Linked DNA regions of Homo sapiens: region 1 is linked to region 2. Evidence: read pairs that join two places in POLR2A ChIA-PET (ENCODE). Cell type or tissue: Caco-2. All regions are shown on one strand.

Region 1 (5,000 bases), 200 kb after region 2:
TTTTTTTTGTTTTTTTTTTTTAGACAGTTTCTCACTCTGTCACCTAGGTTGGAGTGCAGCGGCGAGATCCTGGCTCACTGCAGCCTGCACCTCCCAAGCTCAATCTTCCCACCTCAGCCCCCCCCAAGTAGCTGGAACCACAGGCATGTGCCACCACACCCAGCTAATTTTTAAAGTTTTTTTGTGGAGATGGGGGTCGAAGGGTGTCTCACCATGTTGCCCAGGCTCGTCTCAAACTCCTGGGCTCAAGCAATTCTCCTGCCTCAGCCTCTCTCCCAAAGTGCTGGATTACAGCACTTTTAAAAAAAAATTTTTAAATTAGCTGGGCATGGTGGCACATGCCCGTGGTCCTTGCTACTTGGAAGGCTGAGTCAGGAGGATTGTCTGAGCCCAGCTCATCACGGAGGCTGCGGTGAGCTGTGATGGCGCCACCAAACTCCAGCCTGAGTGACAGAGCAAGACCCTGTCTCCAAATAAATAAATAAAATATATATCTATCATGATCTGAGTTGGGTGATGGTTACCCAGCTGTATACACATATACAAATAATTGGTGCTTTACACTTAAAATTTGTGCACTTTCCTGTATATAACTTATACCTTAATTAAAAAAACAAAAGGGGGCTGGGTGCAGTGGCTCACACCTGTAATCCCAGCACCTTGGGAGGCCGAGGCAGGCAGATCACTTGAGCTCACAAGTTCAAGACCAGTCTGGCCAACATGGCAAAACCCCGTGTCTACTAAAAATACAAAAATTAGCTGGGAGTGGTGGCGTGTGCCTGTAATCCCAGCTACTCAGGAGGCTGAGGCAAGAGAATTGCTTGAACTTGGGAGGCAGAGTTTGCAGTTAGCCGAGATCACTTCACTGCACTCCAACCTGGGTGACAGAGCAAGATGCTATCAAAAAAAAAAAAAAAGTGAGAAACAATGTAGAGATAACCCTGTAAACAGTGGCCAGTGACCTCAGGGTCAATTCCTTCATGCCGGACAGCCAGGAGGAGGGGACAGATGCAGGGATCTCCATCCAGGGAGGAGACATCACTACTGCAGATGGGCCACCATCAAGCAAGGTCTTGCCTGTTTCTGGACCCACATATCACCAAGCCCCATCTCAGGGACCATCTCCAAAGTGTGCCAAAAGCAGAGAGAGGAGAGAGTGAGGAGGCCTCCAGATTGAGAGGTGGGACAGGTGCCTGTTGTATACTGGTGAGCAATGCTGAAGGGTAGAGTGATTCCTAAGCCTCTTCCCTTCCCCCTAATATCACTTGGCACTATGGTGTGGACACAGTAGGTATTCAATAAATGCATGTTGCTTCCGGCCCTTTGGGAGGCTGAGGTGGGAGGATTGCTTGAGCCCAGGAGTTTGAGACCAGCCTGGGCAACATAGCAAGACTCTGTCTCTAAAAAAAAAAAAAAAAGCTTGGCATGGTGGTACATGCCTGTAGTCCCAGCTACCCGGGAGGCTAAGGCAGGAGGATCACTTGAGCCCAGGAGTTGGAGGCTGCAGTGAGCTATGATGGCACCACTGCATTACAGCCTGAGTGACAGAGCGAGACCCTGTCTCAAAAATAAATAAATACATGTTGAATAGCTCAATGCAAGAATGAGCTAGTAGCTTGGTGTCTTGTGGATCTTTTCACTTGAAGAAATACACATGCTTTGCATGTAAGCTTTTGCCTCTTGGCACCAAAAGTAGTAAATGGAATGGTTTTGGCAACCCCCGCAAAAGAGGTGGGAATGTCTCATCCAACTCACTTGAAGCCCTGGTTAAGGGATGCCTGAGGTAGCCAGCTGGGGAAGGGGTGGGCAAGTAACTGAGAAAGTGCATGGGGTTGGGAATTAAGAAACTGGGTTTTGCTGGGCACGGTGGCTCATGCCTGTAATCTCAGCACTTTGGGACGCCAAGGCAGGTGGATCACTTGAGGTCAGGAGTTTGAGACCAGCCTGACCAAACATAGTGAAACCCCGTCTCTACTAAAAATACAAAAGTTAGCCAGGCATGGTGGCTCATGCCTGTGGTCCCAGCTACTCGGGAGGCTGAGGCAGCAGAATCGCTTGAACCCGGGAGGTGGAGGTTGCAGTGAGCTGAGATCGCGCCACTGCACTCCAGCCTGGGCAGTGCAAGACTCCGTCTAAAAAAACAAACAAAGAAACAACAACTGGGTTTCAATCTGGCACTGTCGCTTTGCAGCTGCATAACCTTGGACAAGTTACTTCTCCTCTGGTTGTCTCAGCTTCAACAGCTGTAAAATGGGAAGTTTTCTGCCTGCCTCCAAGGATGGGAGGGTTAAAATGTTTTGGCAGTTGCAAAACTCAGGTCAGTGCCTTATCAGGACCCCTCTCTGGTGACCTGGGGCATTGCTGAAGCAGTGCTGCTGAAGAGGGTTCTGCAGGTGGATCAGAAAGCCTGCAGGGCAAGGAAGGGCAAAGGGGCCATGCTCAGCCAGGCCAGAGACCTCCCCTCCTCCGCAGCCTTCCTGTGCATCGGTGGATCTGCAGGGAGACAGCTCCTTACAGGTGGAGATTTCTGACGCAGTGAGTGAGCGGGACAAGGTGAAATTCACTGTTCAAACAAAGGTGAGGCAGTGCGGGGCACGAGGAAAGGTCCTGGTGGCTGCCCGCAGGAGGCCTCCCCCAGGGGGTGGTAGGCATGTGCCAACACAGCCTGTGGGCACTCTTCCTCCACCTGGCACTTGCCCTCAGCCCCTCCTGGAAAGTGAGCCTCTTAGCTCTGCCTAAGGCCCCGAGTCCTAATCATTCCTGTCCACCATTCTAAATGAAATCATGCACACCTGAGCTCTAACTTTGTCCTCCCTGGGATGTGGGATGAGGGGGGCCCAAAAGTGCATGCCCAGACTTGCTGAGGCAGGGCTTGGGGCAGAGAGAGGACCTCAGTTGGCCTTCCCGCTTCCAGAGCTGCCTCCCTCACTTCGCCCAGACCGAGTTCTCAGTCGTGCGGCAGCACGAGGAGTTCATCTGGCTGCATGATGCCTACGTGGAGAATGAGGAGTACGCCGGCCTCATCGTGAGGAGGGGCTGGGCAGGGGCTGGGAGGGACAGGCAGAGCACTTGGGTGAGGACCAAAGGCTGTGATGGCCGTCTCGGCAGTGAGAGGCCTCCCAGCTCCGTCCCTCCTTTGAGCAGATCCCCCCAGCCCCTCCGAGGCCAGACTTTGAGGCTTCGAGGGAAAAGCTACAGAAATTGGGCGAGGGGGACAGCTCTGTCACTCGGGAAGAGTTTGCCAAGATGAAGCAGGAGCTGGAAGCGTGAGTGCCCCCTCCTTTCCCTGCCATCCCCAGAGTCCAGATGTCTTCCCCAGCTATCTCCCCATGAATGTTTAGCAACCCTGACCTCTGACCCCAGAAAGGGGGCAGGCAGGATGATGGGGGCTGAGGAGGGCCGGTGAGCTGCTGCCACTCTCGCAGGGAGTACCTGGCCATCTTTAAGAAGACAGTTGCGATGCACGAAGTCTTTCTGCAGCGCCTGGCGGCCCACCCCACCCTGCGTCGAGACCACAACTTCTTTGTGTTTTTGGAATATGGACAGGATGTGAGCTGGGCCGAATCCCTGGGGTCACCCTTGGGCCAGGAGTCTACCTTGGGTGGGGAGGCACCCAGGGGTGGCAGGGCTGGAGAAGGGGCCCAAGTGGGCCCAATCCTGTGTCACAGCTCCGTGAGTGGCTTGCAACTTGGGGTGGGAGGTGAGAACGCCCACCCCAGCATCATACCCTCCCTGTGTGCCTCAGCTGAGTGTCCGGGGGAAGAACAGGAAGGAGCTCCTCGGAGGGTTTCTGAGGAATATTGTGAAGTCCGCGGATGAAGCCCTCATCACGGGCATGTCAGGGCTCAAGGTAACCCCTGGTGCTCCTCTCCGGATTCAACCCAGCACCTCAAGTCCACAGCACAGATTGAGGCCCAGGCTGGGTGTGGGAAGGAAGCCACTGGTGGGGCCTGGCCTGGTTTGGAAGGAGATTTTGCCAACCCTGGGTGCCTGTGTTGTCAAGCCCCGTGGTGACCCAGTGTAAATGGGGTCCTGCCTGGCTCCCTTAGGAGGTGGATGACTTCTTTGAGCATGAGAGGACCTTCCTGTTGGAGTATCACACCCGTATCCGAGATGCCTGCCTGCGGGCCGACCGCGTCATGCGCGCCCACAAGTGTACGCAGGGCCCAAGGGGTCCTGGATCCCCCTGCCCCTCTCCCCAGCGGTTCAACTCCTTGGGGGAGAGAAGAGAGCAGGGCGTGCCTTGTTGTTTGTCTGTGGCCACAAGCACCAAGGCTTGACATGCAGATGTAGGGGCTCTGATGGGGGCTGTTCCCCAACAGGCCTGGCAGACGATTATATCCCTATCTCAGCTGCGCTGAGCAGTCTGGGAACACAGGAAGTCAACCAGCTAAGGACGTGAGGACTCCCCCCACCCCTACCCTCTCCCTGTGCCTGTAATACCATGTCTTCCCATGAGGGGTCACTCTGTAGATGTCTACTGTCAGCTCTAGGTGGGAGGTGTAGGCTCTCCTGTTGGGGGATGGTGTTGGGAAGGAAAGGGGAGAGGGAGATTCCCAAGGAGAGGCTGAGACAGAGAGGCTTTGAGCTGTTCCTCAGCCCCCTACCCTAACTCCCTCCCTACTGCTTCCTAGGAGCTTCCTCAAATTGGCAGAGCTCTTTGAACGGCTGAGGGTGAGTACTGCCTTCTGTGCTCAAAGGCTTTCCTGGTGAGCTTTGCAGGGAAGATGAGTCCTGGCAGAGGGAAGAGCTCCAGGATCATCTTGGGTTCAGTGATAACTTGGGCCCAGTGGCAAGTTGGGCTTACACTCCAGACTAGTTTAACAAAAGGTGGGGTGAAGACAAGGATCCAGCTTCGTGTGTGTGTTGGGGGGTGCAGGGGCATGCACATGTATGCACGTGTGCAGCAGCGGAGGGTTGGGAGGCACAAGGGTGTGCCCAAACCTCTGGCAGGCTGCACCCAGCTGCCAGCACACTGCCCGGGCACACATGTTCCCCAC
Region 2 (5,000 bases):
ATTGCCTTGTCACTCCTTTGTCCGTACAATCCTGGGGCTGGGGACTGGAGAGTTCTTTGGGTGAGCTAAGGATCTGAGTCAGGGCTATGAGGGCCAAGCTATGGGCTGAAAAGAGGGGCTGGGACTGTCCCTCAAGGCCCAAGTACCCTACTGCCTGAGCTGGGGCTAAAGTGGTTTGGGGGCACTACCCCTCCACCAAACACATTCCAGCAGCTCAGCCTCGTGGAAGAGAGGTGCCCCTACCTCCCTGGTGGAAGGGGCCCCAGGACCCCTGGGAGGTGTTGTACTGAGCACCCCCTGCCTGCTTTTCACTTTCCCAGCATGCCACACATGCTTGGGCCTGGAGTGACACCTGTCCTCCTAGGACACCTGACCCTGCCCTCCCTCTGAGACCACTTCTCATTTCTGTCTTCATTCTATTTCAACTCTCCCATCCTGACCCCCCTTCACTCTGGCATGGGGCTGGAGCCTGTGGAGGGAGAGGAGGAGGGGCACCCAGGGCTGAGGCCCTTGAATCTCGCTGGCTGGGCATTGGCTGGTGGCATGACTGGTTGTCCACCTGCTGTTTGGGGCACAGAGGCTCCTGTGTACAGGCAGGAATGGCAAGTTCAAGCCACTTAGATTCCCCTTGTTTTCTCCTTCTGTGTCCCTAACTTCCTGGCCACAGCGGATTCCACAGGCACGCACTCCCTCTACACCACATACCAGGACCACGAGATCATGTTCCACGTGTCCACGATGCTGCCTTACACCCCTAATAACCAGCAGCAGGTGTGAGGGGGACCAACGTGGGGGTGGGGCTTCCGGGAACCATGGAGGGCCCTGCATGGCCCATGACGTTTGAGCTTTGGCCGGAGCTCTGTTGGCCCCAACAGCCCGCCCCTCTGGTGGCCCCTTCCCAAAGACAGAAACACCCTAGGTCTTCACCAGGGGCAGTGGGGGAGCCATTGGTGCCTTGGCTTTCTCCTGCCTGAATGAGGAGGGGTTTGGGGCACAGAAGACCTCATCACGAGCCCCTACTATCCAACCCCTAGCTCCTCCGGAAGCGCCACATTGGCAACGACATTGTGACCATCGTGTTCCAGGAGCCTGGCAGCAAGCCCTTCTGCCCCACCACCATCCGCTCGCACTTCCAGCACGTGTTCCTAGTGGTGCGGGCACACACACCCTGCACGCCACACACCACCTACAGGTGGGCACCGGAGTGGTCCCAGGTCTCCCGTGGGCATGGAGTCCTGCCGCCCCTCACTAACGCCTCCCTCCCCGCAGGGTGGCCGTGAGCCGCACCCAGGACACCCCTGCCTTCGGGCCAGCTCTGCCTGCTGGCGGAGGCCCCTTCGCAGCCAACGCCGACTTCCGGGCCTTCCTGCTGGCCAAAGCGCTGAATGGTGAGCAGGCGGCCGGCCACGCGCGCCAGTTCCACGCCATGGCCACGCGCACCCGCCAGCAGTACCTGCAAGACCTGGCCACCAACGAGGTGACCACTACGTCGCTGGACTCGGCTTCACGCTTCGGCCTGCCCTCCCTGGGTGGGAGGCGCCGGGCGGCCCCTCGGGGCCCAGGCGCCGAGCTGCAGGCAGCGGGCTCACTGGTGTGGGGAGTGCGCGCGGCGCCCGGGGCGCGGGTCGCCGCCGGGGCTCAGGCGAGCGGCCCCGAAGGCATCGAGGTGCCCTGCCTGCTGGGCATCTCGGCCGAGGCTCTGGTGCTGGTGGCGCCGCGCGACGGCCGCGTAGTGTTCAATTGCGCCTGTCGCGACGTGCTGGCCTGGACCTTCTCCGAGCAGCAGCTGGACCTGTACCACGGCCGCGGGGAGGCGATCACGCTGCGCTTCGACGGGTCCCCCGGCCAAGCCGTGGGCGAGGTGGTGGCGCGCCTGCAGGTGAGCTGGAGTGGTAAACTGGGGCCCCTGCGCGCGGCGGGGCGGAGCCTGCTTTGGACCCCTCCCTCCCGCCGCCTTTGTCCCCTACTCCTGCGGAAGGGAAAGTCGAGGAGGGCAGAGCCAGCCCCGGGGCTTGGCAAGGCCGGAACTGGTGCCCTCGGGTAAGCGACTTCTGGTCTTCATCCCTCGGGCGGTGGCACACGCGGCCCTCGGGGACTGTGGAAAGTTCCGTGTGGCCTGGGACGCAGTCCAGGGGGCGGGCGCTGGGGCGGCCCCACCTCCCGGCAGCCCCGCCCACTCGTCCCGCCCCGTCCGCAGCTGGTGAGCCGTGGCTGCGAGACCCGCGAGCTGGCGCTGCCCCGCGACGGTCAAGGCCGCCTGGGCTTCGAGGTGGACGCCGAGGGATTCGTCACGCACGTGGAGCGCTTCACATTCGCCGAGACGGCGGGGCTGCGGCCCGGGGCGCGCCTCCTGCGCGTGTGCGGCCAGACTCTGCCCAGCCTCCGGCCCGAGGCCGCTGCCCAGCTCCTGCGCTCGGCGCCCAAGGTCTGCGTCACCGTCCTGCCCCCCGACGAGAGCGGCCGGCCCCGCAGGTCAGGGTGCCGGGGACGCGGGGAGGTGGGAGGGCCGGCAGTTGGCCACCGCGCAGTCTGCGCCTCCCGGGTCGCCATCAGCAGTTTCAGGAACCCAGTGTGGATACCTTTCCTTCTGGAAAGAATCTCCCGTCTCTTAGCCCGTCTGAGCCTGTCTCTTCCTGTCTCTGTCTCTCTCTCTTTCTCTGTCCTTCCTTCCTCTCTCTCTCCTCTCTCTTTTTTTTTTTTTTGAGACGAAGTATCCCTCTTGTTGCCCGGGCTGGAGTGCAATGGCGTGATTTCGGCTTACTGCAACATCCGCCTCCCAGGTTCAAGCAGTTCTCCTGCCTCAGCCTCCCTTGTAGCTGGGATTACAGGCATGCACCACCACGGCCGGTTAATTTTTTCTATTTTTAGTAGAGATGGGGTTTCACCAAGTTGGCCAGGCTGGTCTCGAACTCCTGACCTCAGGTGATCCACCTGCCTCGCCCTCCCAAAGTTCTGGGATTACAGGCGTGAGTCACCGCGCCCTGAACCTCTATCTTCATATGTAGAATGGGACCAGTTAAGCGCGTTGCTCCCACTGCTTAAAAGATCAAATAGCAGCCCCCACTATCTTTTTTTTTAAGTATTGGCACCCGCCCACCCAACACACACACTACACACTATTGATAACTTCCTGTGCTAAGCCAGGGGTAGGCAAACATTTTCTGTAAATGGCCAAATAATAAATATTTTAGGCTTTCTGGACCATCTGGTCTCTGCCGCAGCTACTCTGTCGTAGGTAAATGAATAAATAAATGTGCCTGTGTCTCGCTAAAACTTTATAGACACTGAAATTTGGATTTTACATGATTTTAACTTATCATGAAATATTCTTTTGATTTTTCCACTAGTTAAAAATGTAAAATCCGGACCGGGCGCGGTGGCTCATGCTTGTAATCCCAGCACTTTGGGAGGCTGAGGCGGGTAGCTCACCTGAGGTCAGGAGTTCGAGACCAGCCTGGCCAACATGCTGAAACCCGTCTCTAGTAAAAATACAAAAATTAGCCAGGTGTGATGGCAGGCATCTGTAATCCCAGCTACTTGGGAGGCTGAGGCAGGAAAATCACTTGAACCCAGGAGGTGGAGGAGGTTGCCATGAGCTGTGATCGCGCCATTGCACTCCAGCCTGGGCAACAAGAGCAAAACTCCATCTCAAAAAAAAAAAAAAGTAAAATCCATGCTTAGCTCGCAGTACAGAAACTGGCACATCTGCTTTAGAAAAGAAAAGGAAAAGGCACAGGCTGGATTTGGCTACAGACAGTAGTTTTGGGATTTAAGCAATTTACACGTGTTATTTAAATCCTCACAGCACACTATGAGGTTCGTACTATTATCCCCATTTCACAGATGGAGAAATTGATGTTCAGAGTGATTTGCTTGGGATATACAGGGGCAGCACTGGAATTTGAACCATGGTCTGGAAAAATGGCCAGTAACCAGGCAGACATTTTTCACTGTTGTCAGGATGCCGGGGAGCTCTCCTGCTCCTGGAAGTGAGCCTGGCGGGCTGGGGGTGGGGCTAGTGATGCAGGACGCTGGGGACTGGAGAAGTCCTGCCTGACCCTGTCCCACCCCACAGGAGTTTTTCGGAGCTGTACACGCTGTCGCTGCAGGAGCCTAGCCGGCGGGGGGCCCCAGATCCTGTGCAGGATGAGGTCCAGGGGGTGACCCTGCTGCCCACCACAAAGCAGCTGCTGCACCTGTGCCTGCAAGATGGTGGCAGTCCTCCAGGGCCTGGGGATCTGGCCGAGGAGAGGACTGAGTTCCTGCACAGCCAGAACTCGCTGTCACCACGCAGGTGCACACTCTTGGCCTTCCCTCTCCTCCAGGCCTCTGGGAAAGCGGCTTCCCTTTCTGAGCCACCCCTGCTCTCCCCAGCTCTCTGTCGGATGAGGCCCCAGTCCTGCCCAACACCACCCCGGACCTCCTCCTGGCCACCACAGCCAAGCCATCAGTACCCAGTGCTGACAGTGAGACACCCCTGACCCAGGTGAGCAGAAACCAGGCTCTGGAGCCCAACAGCACAGTGGTGACAGTGGGCATCACTGAATCTGTATCCACTTCTGTGGCACAGGACAGGCCAGGCAGTCCCAGTGGCTCTGAGGACAAGGGCAACCCGGCGCCGGAGCTGAGGGCCTCCTTTCTGCCACGTACCTTGTCTCTGCGGAACTCCATCAGCAGGAGTGAGTCTGGACCCAGGAGAGCAGGGGAGGGGTTGGGGGGTGCTCCTGGGCTTCCCTAGCTCAGCCTGCTCCTTGTGCCCACAGTCATGTCGGAGGCGGGCAGTGGGACCCTGGAGGACGAGTGGCAGGCCATCTCGGAGATTGCCTCTACTTGCAACACCATTCTGGAGTCGCTGTCCCGAGAGGGTGAGGCCACCAGGGTGCTGCGGTAAGCCTGGGCAGTGCTCTTGCCCCCTTTCTGACCTGCCCACCTGATCCCTTTGTCCCCACAGGACAGCCCATCCCAGAGAGTGGAGACCCTAAGGGAACTCCAAAATCTGA

The links. Peaks named below come from ENCODE experiments on the same cell type or tissue, not always from the same donor. Only the 100,000 strongest peaks of a DNase experiment are listed, where the experiment ranks them.
Region 1: POLR2A ChIA-PET joins it to region 2 with 8 read pairs; 18 of 35 experiments call an interaction of 5 or more read pairs at or near these places.

The regions. Positions count from the first base shown.
Region 1 is chr11:65,847,006-65,852,005 of GRCh38, forward strand. It overlaps SNX32 (sorting nexin 32), which reads left to right. Exons shown (of 13, transcript NM_152760.3): 2 at 2,473-2,577; 3 at 2,915-3,025; 4 at 3,145-3,266; 5 at 3,426-3,549; 6 at 3,746-3,850; 7 at 4,050-4,155; 8 at 4,323-4,398; 9 at 4,635-4,674. Among named protein-coding and RNA genes, the nearest start is that of CFL1, 8.7 kb to the right of the region's middle. RefSeq lists enhancers at 3,768-3,927, 4,449-5,000 and a silencer at 4,033-4,327. In Caco-2, a CTCF peak has its summit at 4,481; DNase peaks (open chromatin) are centred at 2,466, 3,416, 3,906, 4,456 and 1 weaker place.
Region 2 is chr11:65,645,187-65,650,186 of GRCh38, forward strand. SIPA1 (signal-induced proliferation-associated 1) reads left to right here. Exons shown (of 16, transcript NM_006747.4): 6 at 668-771; 7 at 1,035-1,192; 8 at 1,270-1,879; 9 at 2,198-2,472; 10 at 4,076-4,294; 11 at 4,375-4,486; 12 at 4,571-4,679; 13 at 4,764-4,865; 14 at 4,952-5,000. MIR4489 (microRNA 4489) reads left to right here and starts at 4,006; the gene lies at 4,006-4,067. In Caco-2, no CTCF peak of the experiment used is centred here; DNase peaks (open chromatin) are centred at 1,916 and 2,157; H3K4me3 peaks cover 1,381 bases.